Linked DNA regions of Mus musculus: region 1 is linked to region 2. Evidence: chromatin contacts called from ENCODE Hi-C or POLR2A ChIA-PET data. All regions are on one chromosome and are shown on one strand. The core of a region is the stretch at or near the end of the contact, and the rest is flanking DNA. Distances in the headings are between cores, read along the strand shown. Region 1 holds the start of Septin11 (septin 11). Region 2 holds the start of Ccdc158 (coiled-coil domain containing 158).

Region 1 (6,549 bases), core at 2,785-5,284, 420 kb before region 2:
GCCCAGGCACTGTTTTGATGGCTCAGCCCGGAACTTTTCCAGCTGTGTTAACCTTTCACCAGACTCACCAATCCAGATCCCTCCGTCTGCTGTCACATTTTCAAATCCCAGAAATGATTCAACTTAGAACAAAAGAAAACAGGATCTGATGTCACTAATTCCTCGCACACAAACCCCATCTCTCCAGGAGTGTATCTTTAGTAAAAACTGTCTGAAGTGACTCAGAAAAAAAGGCTACCTGAGCCCCAACCATTGTCACCAACAGGCTTTCTGTCTCCCTTGTTTAAAAATTCCATAGAAGTCTGTCACCATAAATACAGGAGGATTTTGAATCTTTTTTTTAAGAATACATATGTAAATAAACCACTGCTGCAGGTCAGAAGGGAGCTTACTGTCCACAGCAGATCCCTAACCCGAGGACTGAAACTGACACAAAGCAGGTCCTCAGCACTACTACTAAGTGGGCAAACAACCAATTGTGGTACCAAGTGGACAGGCAAGTAACTTGCTTTTCCATTTCTTTTAGTACAGTGGATGAAAGGGCAATGAAACCAATTCCTTGAAGGACATCACAGGCCATTTACACCACTAGGAAAGTTGAAACAGGCCCTTTGTCAGGAAAAAAATAGTAAGATGCTTCTGCATGGAGGGAGTGACAACACTGTAACATTCCTAAAGTTCTCTTCGGTTCCTAGACTCTGTACCATAAATGCCGTGCTCTAAGAGAGACTGTTCATCTACCTAAAGCCTGATTCCCAAGTAGAGTAATTACCACACATTGTTCGAAATCAACAGCTGTGTCAGGATATGGATACAGAAATACTAACCCATCCAAAATGGAGACATATCAATCAGAGAGGAGCACTCTTGCTAAACTAGGTACACTCTGGAAACAGCACCTATGCTCTGGGGCCTTCTCGGGGACAAGGCCCAAGGCCAGTGGGGACATGGGACAAGCTAGGGATGCAGATTAAATATGGAACAAACAGTACCACATTAAACCTACACCTTTTGCCTGGTCACTAACAATGTATCTCTCTACTGAAGAGAGGTATGAATCTAGTCATGAAAGGTAAGCATTTGTAACTGATTATATACATTTCATGATACAGAAAACACAGCATCTGATGAACTGGGTGTAGCTCAGTGGTAGGCTGAGCAAGAAACACAAGCCCTGGATTCAATTCACAACATGGTATAAAACCACCACAAAAACCCAGACATTTATATACAAGTACCTCTGTTTGTTAAATCTGACTTTTTACTCACAGCAAATGTCACCCTACAATGTCTAAAACTGAGAGCACCTTCCTCGGATTACATTCTTTTTCTCTGGATGGGAGCAGTGGTTTGTACAGACAGAAGAAAGATTTATGTCTTCCTCAACAACTCTGTTTTTTGGTTTTTTTGGTTTTTTCTTTTTTTCTTTTTCTTTTTTTTTTTTTTTTATATGACTTCTAAAGAACTAAAGGGAACTCCATTCATGAATAAGTCCACTTCATAGTACCTCTTTCTTTTTCCCCATCCCCTTTCGGTCTTTTGTCCAAACCACAGAGCAGATAGAAGGATTGGAGAGGTAGAAAAATGTCAACATTACAGAGGCAGCACAGCCATCTAGGAGCTGGGCTTGGGGACTCTTCTGCATTCACGGGAGTTGTTCTGAGCACACCAATTCCATATTCCAGAGAACAAACTGAAACAGTCTGACCACGCTCTGCAGTCTCCCCAAAGTCTTATCCGACTTCAGAGTCCATTCCTGACCACTCCTACGACTGGGGAACCAGTGTCTTATGTTCAGGTTTTAAGTAATTCCATCTTAATTGCAGTGACGACAGAGAATTTGCATAAAGAAGGGATCTTCTCTGTATCCACATGCCTTCAGAACCTCCCCTCCCCTACTATCTGAACGAAAGGTCCTGCACAAGGAAGGACTCTGTGGTTGTAAGCTCACATATGGCGGGCAGACACGGAGTTGGATATAATTACAGCCACACAGCTAAATCTCAAACTCACATATTGTTCCTATTTAATTGACATAGATGAACTTACTAATTTATTGGAAATGTGCAGCAAATTATTCCGACCACCTCCCCCAGCCCTCAAGAATGCACTGGCGATAGGTGTTACTGGGGGGGGGGGGGGGGGACCACCCCCTACACAGGATAAGTGGGTTCCCAGACACTTGCAGAGGCTTCTAAAACATACATTGTTATTTTAGTTCTTTGAATCTGTGCCCTGAAAAATAAGGCCAAGAGTTAACCTTGATTTCCTTACCATAGTAATAAAGAGGTCAGCCCAGAGACTAAGCAAATCCCCTCAGTAAGGACAGCCTCGCACCAATCAACAAGGGCATAATTTGTGTTTTGAAGAGGAAGCCAAAATTCTTAAGAATGTGTCATTTAACAGAGTTTGAAAGGTCTAAAAAGACCCACACAAACACTTAATGATGACCAGGGAACATTTTCTGATTGTGGGGGGGAAAAGTCTTTCAAAGAACCTCAAACTGCAGCAAAACCATCAAATTGAGGTAATGTTGCAGTGACCCCATGAACTTCCTGCTGGGCTAAGACTCCTCAGGGGGTGCAGAAGGGTGTGTGTGTGTGTGTGTAGAGATGTAAGTGGGGAGAGCCAAGAGACTCAGCATCTGGGGTTTGGCAGCTTTCAACATCTAAGACTTTTCTCTGTATCTGCAAAATGTCAGGCCACCACCTGAAGCTAGCTGCAAAGTTCGAAAGGGAAAATTTAAAAAAAAAAGATGGGGTACTAGCCAGGGAAGGACTCCCCCGGAGTCGCCCCCAGGGCAGACCAGGCAAAAGTGGGCAATGAACGTTGACAAAGAAAACCCGAGAGAAGAGGACTCCGCCTTTCCCACTGGGCTTGGCTCCTTTCAATAAAAAGGAAAGGCGGCCACTGCCGCCACCGCCCCTTCCCTCCTTTTCACCCTAGGCTAGAGAGCAGACCCTAAACTACATCCTCAAAGTCCTACTCGCTCTAGCTGGCTGCCGGAGTTGGAAACCCAGAGCCTACACTCCCAGAGGCACAGCCCGTGGCGCGTACCCCAGCCCAGAGCATCCCCTCTCTGACTTCGGGTGCTGGGACACTTCTCCAGGCACGCACCCTCCCTTCCTCTTCCCGGAGCCCCGTATTCACTACTGCCGCCCCCGGCCTGCCAGCCGCAGAGTATTTCAGGACTTCCACCCACCCCGAAAGGGAGCCCTTTGAAAACTTTGTGTGTGTGTGTGTGTGTGTGTGCCTAGGGCTTTGTCCACATCCTGGGCAGGGCCCGGGTCACCCGGGTGGGCGCCTGAGGGTGTCCGGAATTTCACAATGCACCCGGGGGGGGGGGGAGTAAACCACCACGGAAATCCCACCCCTTTGACCCGCTTCTACGGCCGTGTGACACAGCGCTTCAGCACCCAATTCTCATGCCCGGATCGCCCCCAGGGCGCGAGAGAACCGCGAGGAAACCCTCCTCAGTCAGCGCCTTCCTCCTCTGTCACCAGCTAAGCCTTGTGCGCCGTGAGAGAGAGGTAGCTGGGGAAAGCAGCAGCTCAAGCAATCTCTTCTAAGGGCGCCTCACAGAAGGGTCCTTTTCTTCCCACATCCCCGAAACAGGGGCGCGCCAAAGCGATCTAATGTTGCATCAGGTAGGCTCTGAGCCTGCGGGCTCCCCAAGCTCCCCTCCGCCCCAGACGCGCGCCCAAATTCATGCACACACCCACAGCCCCCAACAGCCACCACCCAGAGCCCCCCTCCTGATCCCCGCAAGTCTCCACCCGCACGCGCCCCGAAGCGGAGACCACCCGGCGCCCCGGGATCAGCACGCTAGAGAAGTGAGGCCCCAGTACTCACACTCGGTCTCCCCACCGCCACGGCCATCGCGACTGTGGCTCTGGCTGCTCTTTACCGACACTGGCTGCTGCTGGTGCTCCGGCTCCCGCTGGCCTCCCCCGCGCCTCCCTCGCGGCTGCGCCCTGCTCGCGCCCGGCTCCCGCGCGCCTCCAGCCGCATCTGCTCGCCCGCGCCGCCCCGCCCGCTTTATTCCAGCAACATGGCCTCCCGCCTGGACTCGACCATTAGCTGCCCCGGGACGGGGGTGCAGAGAGATCCCCAGCCCCAGCCGAGCAGACGAACGCAGCAGGTGAACCGTGATCCTGGTCAGCTGATAAGATGATACGCTTTGAAGTCAGCCACCTTCCTTCCTGTGGCTTTCTTCCGTCCCATTAAAGCGTCCTGTGCCGGGACACTGCCCGACACTCCCCCTGTTGCAACACGTGCTGGGGTCCGCGTAAAAGCCTAGGCGCGGAGGTCCCAACCCCGAGCTGCCACGCGCTGCGCGGAGCCGGCACCTGGGGCTGCTATGGGGTGGGGCAGGGAGGCTAGGGGACCGCAGGGTGCAGAGGTTGTACCTCTGGAAAATTGACCTGGTGACACGCCCCACCCGGAGGAGCCCTCTTAGAAGGTGCGGTGGGTAACTTACTAGGGCCGAGCGCGCCCCACGAGGAAAGAATTGCCGGTCTGCTGGGCCTTCCATCAGAAAGGAGACTAAACCAGCTGCTGGAAGCCGTCGCTGTGGTGTGCGGCCGGGCTGGGGACCGCTTTTCCAGAAAAAGAGGACCTAGTCGTGAACGACCCAACCACCGCTGCTGGGGACAGGGAAATTAATTAATTAATTAAAAAAACTTGAGTGCTCGCTGGAAAAATTAAGCCGTTTGTGAGCTTGCTCCAGAGCTTTTCCCACCGTGTCACACTGGAGAGGTTACTGGTGCGAAGAGGTCAGTGGACGTGATATTGGATCCCGGAGACAGACCGGATGACCCAGGGCCCGGAGGCGTGCAAGCTCAATCCTGGCTGCGGGGTGTGGTGCACAGCGAAGGCGAGAAGCGGGTGACAAGTGGGTGCGACTCACAGCACAGGGAACTGGGAGGGCTCCTCCACCACTAAGAAGGACTTCCCCCCACCCCCACCCCCAGCAGATGTTGGAATAATTACAGTGTCTGAGTGGCAGGCGAAATGGCGGGGTCCTTGTACATACATCTGACATAGGCTTAACAGGGAGAAGTGTAATGCGCTGTGGGTGTCCACGCATGGTAGACCCACGATCACGTGAGGATAGCTACTCACGTGAGTTGAGGAAAGTAGGTGACTTGAAGCGCAGGGGAAGAGGCAAGGGAAGGGCTGTATTTAGCCCACATGAACGCGCCCACGGGGCAGGGGCGTGGGGGGAGAACTAGGGCGGGCATCTGAGAGTCATACCTGAGACTTCAAACATCCAAGTTTCTGGGAACCCACTTTTGGCTACGGGATTCAGATGCTCTCTGTCCAGTCTTTGGCTGAGGGTAAGTGACTAGCACTGGTTCACCAGTAGCTGATCTGATGCTGGGCTGCTCTGGTAGGTGAGTGAGGAGCTAGAAGCTGCCTAGAGTGAATTCCACCCTTGGCGGTGGAACCTAGGGAAGAGTGTGTTGAAAGAGGAAGGCTCTGATGTAAAGCCAGATTCTGGCTCACTCAGACCTGAACAGCACTAACTTGTTCTGATTACTCCCTGTTCTATAGAGAAGATGTCTTTTGAGAATAGGGACCTCATTTACACCGTTACACAGTGTCGAGTTTGTAAGATGTCACTCGAGTGCTCCGCAAGAGCTCTCAAAAACAAGAATTACCTTTCCTCTGTGACTCTAATGCAGTGCTTTCTTGTTCTTCGGTTGGGGGTGGGGGGTGGGGGTGCGAATAATTTCTTATTCAAACTTAAACCTTTTAAGATTAAAAGGAGAGGCCCGGTGCTATATATAACCTCAGATGACAACAGGCAGGAACTGTGACTTACTTTCACCCCAGCCATTGTTGCAGATGAACCAGGCCGTTAAGAGGTTGTCATAGTAATATTCATCTCTCAATAGACTATGAACTCAAGAGTTCTTGCCTTTTGGCTTCTAGCACACACCGTACATGTTGAACAGGACTGTCCTCCAAGCCAAACAACTGTCATCTTGGTGCAAATGAACATCCCAGCTGTGGCTACTGACTGTTTATCTCACTCAGAGAGGGGAGTGAGGCTCAGGAGCCCCACACTGGGTATCCAGTCACTTACTACCACGCTTTCTATGTGCATCTGCCTTCCTTGCATGTGGCCTCCAGGAAAGGCTAGAGTGTATATAGGCTGAGAAGCTAGGAGAGTGGGGATCCATCTGTGTGACTAGTGGAAAGCCTTCATCCCTGCTGGGTCATGTTAGTTTTCAGTGTGGCCTCTAAGAAAAGAGCACTTACCCTTCACTAAGTAACCCCTCACCTGTGATCCAAGGAAGTCCAATGAACTCACTGCTTTCCAGAGTGAACTTCGGTTGCGTGGTGCCTCGGTTTGTCTGTGGACCTTAGGAGGAAGGGTAGATGCTGCTAATGCCTCCCCTAGGGAGGAATTTGAGCAACATTTGCAATATTCAATAAAGTTGAATGATCAATACATGTTTACATATTCTATAAATGTTGAGTGGAGATGGAACTTGGGACTAAGGCTATGGATAATCAATTATTTCCATAGACAGAATTTAG
Region 2 (6,559 bases), core at 1,192-3,691:
TGGCTGGAGAGATGACTCAGTGGTTTAAGAGCACTGGCTGTTCTTGTAATGAAATGTGATTGGAATCACAACTGCCTGTGACTCCAGTCCCAGGGAATACAACACCTCCTTGGTGCAAAGACATACACACACACACACTATATATATATATATATGACACCCACACACAACACATTTAAAAATTTTAAAACAAAGAAACAAAAAACCAAGATGATATATTATTCATCACTCATCACTTAAGCCTGGTGCCTATCAACGTCTGTGCAATAATGAATGGCTGCTTAAGGAATCCTGGACCCCTTCCTTCCTCTTTAAGCTCTTTGTTCTATAAGGCAAGGAGGTGTTGTTTTTATACAGTTCTTGCCCTGCAAGTATGAAGACTGGAGTTTGGGTCCTCAGCACCCACATATTCAAAAGCTTGGGGAGACAGAGACAGGAGGCTCTCTGGGTCTTGCTGGTGGGTCAGTCTAGCCAACTGTGAGCTCCAGGCTCAGTAAGAGACCCTATCTCAGGAACTAAGGTGGAACCCGCAGTATGGCTCAGCTGGGAAAGGGACTCACCTAGCAAGCTTGACTCCCTGTGTTTGGTCCCAGAACCTATGTAAAAAGGCAGAGGGAAAGCTCTCTCCGAGGAAGATACCCCACACTGACCTCTGAGCTCCACTTGCACCCCTACTATAGTTAATGCTCTCTAGAGGAACAGAGTGAATGCATATTTAGGCTTTACTACTTCACCTTTCACAGTAAGGTCTGTATCCCTCTGAAGAGGCTGAAAACCCAGGACCTAGTTAGTGTATAAGGCTGGGTGCCTTAGCAATCCTAGGCTGGTACAGGAGGTGTGGGGAGCCCCTGGTCTTCAGTCCACATGGGAAGGCTAAAGAAACTGGGTTCTGATGGTAACAAAGGATGGTAGGGACAACCACAAACTCACCTTTGGAAGGTTTCCCTTCCACCCCTCCTAACTGGGCTAGGACCCACATTTAGGCTGAGGCTTCCTAAGTCACATAGCCCGATCAAGAGAAGAAAAAACTTTATTCAGGGTACAAACACACACAAAATGAGACAGCAATAAGAGTCACGTGTTAGGTAATTAAAATGTTTTATGCCAAAAGAACACACTTATGTTTTGATAGAAATGAAAAGGTTTAAAGGAAACTAATTGGAACTTGTTTTCAGTCTAGTCACAGAGGCTAGCCATTTATCGTCCTGCTTAGTGATTATAATTTCCTGTTTATGTACTTGACGCTATAGTCCTAGTTGTTTCCAAGGCAGTAAGCGGTATGACAAAAGTCTTCAATGGTACTTCATAAAAGGTTACAATTTGTAACTGCATTACATAAAAGTGTTTGATATTTATAGTCAATTTATACACTGTATATGTGTTGTACTACTTAACCTTGATAGTTAACAGAATCCAACATCACAAAGCAAAAGTTGATCTATACACTTCTGTAAGAGCATAGTCTAAGAGGCAGAAGGATTCCAAGTTTGTGGCCACCCTAGGCTACGTAGGGAGTCTCTGTCTTCAAAACAATAACAAACGCTACAGGTTGTATCTCTCATCTTCCGCCTCTTTGGAACTCTTTCTTTGGGATGCTAATTTGAACAGCACGCTGGAGTCTGAGTGTATAGTCGTTATAACGACAGAGTAACCGAAGCACAGAAGAGGAAACAGCTCTCCGAAGGCAGAAAGGTCAGTTATCCGAAGAACTCTGAACCTGAAAAAACAGTCCGGACGGAAGTGCAACTTAAAAGCACAGGCTAAGCACAGGCGAGCTGCAAAATGCAAGTTATTCTGTTAGCTTGAACAGGCAGGGGTGGGGTGGGTTAGGGGGAGTAGACTGCACATGTGAATAAGGATGTCAGCCTGCCCCTCTCTCTGAGCGCTGGTAACAGAGAGGATCTGTGCCATTTGGTAGCTGGGAGGATCTTTGTGGGGTCTTTGTGAGGACGACAGGAGAGTGAGGCTAGATAAGGAGCCGGGTTGCAGGGCAGTAGTAAGCGAAGAAATGTGGCTTGTTGGGCCTCCCTGGTTGCCTTGGCGACGGGGTAGGGGAGCGGGGAGCACGTAGCAGTCCGGGGGCGTGGTCTTACAGGCTGCCTGCCCCGCCCCCTCACGGGCAGCGCTCTCTCAGGCCCCGCCCCTCTTCTTCTGCCTCAGCCTCCCCTCTCCCCTCTCCCCTCTCCGGTCCAGCCCTCCTCCTCACGCCCCGCCTTTTCTCGTACCTCAGCCTTCCGGCTTCTCTCACGCCCCGCCCTCCTTACGCCCCGCCCTTCCCTCACACCCCGCCCCCTTTCTCCCTAAGTTCCTCGCCGCCAACCGTCAGACCGGGCTTGCGCTCCGCAGAAGCAGGGAGCTCGAGGCCTCGAGGTGGCCGGTCGGGTGCCGTGGTAAGGTAGCTGCGCGGGGTCGCGGTCTCGGGTGCAGTGAGAGCCGACAGGGTCTCGCAGGTGCGGCCGCGGCCCCCGCGGACATGCGGCCGGTCTCTTAGGGCTAGGTGTTGTTAGCAGGTATGCGGACGGAGTGCGCCTCGGGGTACAGGGAAGGGTCGTTCTCCTTGAGGACCTGGATCGACTCCTGTTCCTTCTGGAACTTTCCATGGCCTTATGGTCACACGTGGAAGCAGCCCAATCACTTTGTACAGCTGTTTTCCACTTTGTACACTGTCCCTGTTCTCCAGGGGCAGTGGCGGGAAACCTGGGTCTTCGTGACTGCAGAGTCACTTGCAGAATTCTTTGAGTCCAACAGGACTGCTCCCTGCTCACTTTTGTTCCGGCCTGGCTCCTGGGAATCTCTGGAAGAGATGGGAAACTGTGGGGACAGACAGTGGAGTCTCGGGCTGTCACCAGTATTTCGTCCCACATGAGACTGTGTGACTGTAGCCTCTTGATAATCCACTTCAGGTCCTAGACTTTCCACCTCAGCAACAGCCTCCTTTCCCACAACACTTGCAGAAGTCCCCAATTGAGCGGTCCTAGGCATTGCTCCTGTTAAATGTCAGGTTGGCTTTAAGGTCACGGGAATGCAGAAAACAAGTAAGTGGTGTGGGCTGTTCCTCGGTGTGTTTTGGCTGATAACTACATAAGAAAAAAAGGTCCAGAGTGTTGAATCTTCCCAGAGGGTGAGTTAGACAGGGCTGCTAATGTGTGTATACCTATGGTCTATGGGAGTGGGAAAGTTGAGGCAGAGATCTGAAATGCCAACCTCTGTGCCACGTTTTTCATTTTTTTAAAGATGTATTTTTATTTTATGTTAATTTAGTATTTTGCCTGCCTGTGTGTAAGGGCACCATGTGGGTGCCTGATGCCTGTGGTGGCTAGAAGGGGTTGTGGGATTCCCTGGAACTGGACTTACAGAAGGTTTTGAGCAGCCATGCAGGTGCTGGGACCTGGACACTGGCAGCAAGTGCTCTAAGGCCTAGCCATCATTCCAGTCCCATATTTTAAATTTTAATACAGTTATCTATTCATTTTAGTTGAGTGTGAACTACATTTAGAGGCTGTTTACCCTCTAAATGTAGTTGTTAAAGATTTATTTGATGTATCTACAAGGCCTTTGCTTGCTGTTTTAGTTTCGGGGGTGACTCTGTTCTTCTGTATTAGAGTGATCCACTTTAAAACTCTAGAATCTAAAGCTGGTGTGGTGGTGCACACCTTGAATTCTAGCACTCAGGAGGCAGAGGCAGGCAGATCTCTGTGAGGTCTCCATAGAGAGCTCCAGGCCAGCCAGGGCTATGTAGAGAGACCCTGACTTAAAATACAAAAACAAACAAACCTATAGCATCCATTTAAAAGGGCCTTTTTCGAAACCACCTATCCCCAGAGGGCATGGGGTTAACTGTATGGCCTTACAAGCCAAATACTGGCCACCTAAAAAGTTAGCTCTTAATCTCTGGAGCCTGGAAGTGTCTTTGAGAAAGGTTTTGCATATGTGACTTAAATCAAGAATTTGTTTTTAAATTTTGGATTTATTTTTGTGTATGAGTGTTTTGCCTGCATGTATGTATGTATGTATGCCATGTTAGTGTTTGTTGCTCACAGAGGTCAGAAAAGGGCATCAGATTTCCTGGAACTGTAGTTACTGATGGTGGTATATATACTATCATGTGGGTGCTGGGAACCAAACCCAGATCCTCTGCAAGAGCAATGCGTGCTCTTAACTATGGAATCATCTCTAGCCTCAATGCCAACATCTTGGAAGGGAGGGATCATCTTAAATTATGTTTGTCCTCAATGTAAACTCTCGGATCATAGAGAAGCAGAAGGAGGTGGGGAAGAAGATAAGACTACAAAGGCAGAGACTAATGTGGCTAAATCTAGGACATATGTAGAGATGATAAGTACAATGAAATGCATTAAAATTTATCCAGGACAACTTAAACAGATCCATCCTCCTTTGCATTTGCCTGTAACTAGAGTTAGCCATAAAAAGTGTCTTTTGTGAATTTTCTGTAGGAAATCATGGGATGTTGGAAATTTTAGAGATGTACTGGTCAAATGCTTTGCCCAGGCAAAGGCATCCAGTAGCCATTGTCATTGCAGCAAGTCCTCAGCTTGAACACTGCAGAGAAGCCCATGATGTGTACACTTGGGACTTGGGTGGCAGAAAGCCCACTACTCACATGAAAGGAGAGAACTGACTCCATCCAAAAAGTTGTCCTCTGACTTCAACACACAGGCCATGGTACACACATGTCTCTGCTGTCACAAACACACACAAATAATAAAGAAATAAACTTGTTATATACAAGTATTTCCAAACCTTAAATGTTAAAAATTTATAAATTCAACTTTTGGGGAGCAGTAAATTTTAGTCAGTGAAGTAGATTAATAAGCAAATTTCATTTTTCAGGTGTTAATAGAAGAAACTGAAAATAAGAATATCCAGAAATTAAGGTATCTCTTATTTTACTAATTATCGGTTAATAGTTTTGAAAATGTGAATCATTGAACTTGATGAGTAGCTAACCTGGAATATCTAACTATAAAAGCAACAAGAGCTCTGTATCTGTGGCTTTCAGACTGGGTTTCGTGGGGCTCTGTTTTCACGGATGAATCTCATGGACCCGAGAGAGGTTTTGGTAGCTAGGGCCAGAACAGTTCCTAGCTTTGGCTGGTTAGAAAAGGTTTGAAAAGCTCAGAGGTCATCTCATTGGGTGTAGATGGAAACTGAAGCTCAGAGCTAGAAGTTGTACCTGTGCTCTAATCGTATTCAACAGTATGAAGCTTTCTCGATCTGGGTTATGTGCTCTGCAGCGTTAGCTTTCTGCCGTCTGGGATGTACTGATGACATTTGACCTAAACAGCCAACTTCTGTATTATATTACAGTAGCCCTGTGTTTATATTTAGTTAAACCAGGTCAATTCTACTTTTTTGTGTGTTCGTGGATTTATATAAATGTTGTATCTTCTTTTTGAATAAATAGAAAGATACAATCATTTATTATGGAGCAGTAAGTTGCTGTACACAGCCCAAATTATAAACATTCATTCTAATTCATGTTATTACTAACCTACTAGGTAGTGCTGTATGCACATATTTTGAGGCAGATCCTGTATAGGAGGGCTTATGCATGAGTTTTTCCAGTTAACCTTTGCTCTTGTGAAGTATGCATACCACCTCCATATCATAATCTTAGAGATGTCCAATGTTGTTGTCAAGATTACAGAGGTAGTGCTTCCTTGATGACAGCTTCTAGGGAAAAAGAGTGGAACTGAAATCAAATGCACATCAGTGTGATGTTACTAAGCAGTTGGTAATTAATAAACACTGGCAGTAAGTGCTGTTCACTGTTACTCTCCTTATACCTTTAGTCTGCTTTTAGGGGAGTGTACACCAACCCTGTGAAATCCCCAGTCTTAAATTTCTATGGAAGATAGAATGGTCCATCATTGTAAGTGTGAATCACTAGTTGATAAATCTGGGAACCTGAACAGACCTCCTTTTAAGTAACATAGCCAACCAAACTTGGACTTAACTGTAAATCATCTTGCCCTAGAGATGTTCTAGTGTAGTTGGGTCCACCTTAACAAGAGTCCACCTTAACAAGAGTCCTAAGGAAAGAAGTGGAGATGGAGACTGTTTATTCTAGGAAAGGAGTTCAAGGAGGAGGAGGAGTAAGTACTCAGAGGATGTCTCTGAGCCCTTCAGCTAGGCTGTACTAAAACCTACAGATGATCTTCAAAAGGCCTTAGTATGTAGGGTTCCTTCTGCAGCATTCCAACCATGACTGCCTTTGCCAGTTTTAAGGCTCTTTCCAGTGTGAACATATGTACAATTTTAAATGAGGCAGAAGTGTTAGTAATAGACCTTGGGCAATCCCAGAACAAGCTAAGACCTCACCTCTGTATTTCAGTCAGATCTGAAGTAGATCCTTGTAGGTCTGGGAATGTAGCTCAGTGACAGTGACAGAGAGCTTCTCTTATGTGTACCATGCTCCCCAGTACCACAAAAATAAAGAAATAAATGAAAATAAATTAAAGGCATCTATGCTACAAATTTCTGAAAAAATATATTTGTAAGTTCGTTTTATGATCCTCAAATCATCCAAGTGCAGAGC

Evidence for each region. Hi-C counts contacts between places; a loop is a spot of excess contacts on that map. ChIA-PET counts read pairs that join two places held with the same protein, here RNA polymerase II (POLR2A).
Region 1: a map of Patski shows a loop between it and region 2 (2.1-fold over the local background). The contact joins the promoter of Septin11 here to the promoter of Ccdc158 in region 2. A Hi-C loop is called at or near these places in 1 of 37 maps with a recorded cell type or tissue (Patski). POLR2A ChIA-PET finds 5 or more read pairs at or near these places in 1 of 5 experiments (Patski).

The regions. Positions count from the first base shown.
Region 1 is chr5:93,090,901-93,097,449 of GRCm38, reverse strand. Septin11 (septin 11) reads right to left here and starts at 4,034. Exons shown (of 10, transcript NM_001009818.2): 1 at 3,853-4,034. The coding sequence starts at 3,879.
Region 2 is chr5:92,671,009-92,677,567 of GRCm38, reverse strand. Ccdc158 (coiled-coil domain containing 158) reads left to right here and starts at 2,441. Exons shown (of 25, transcript NM_001360018.1): 1 at 2,441-2,510; 2 at 4,852-4,895.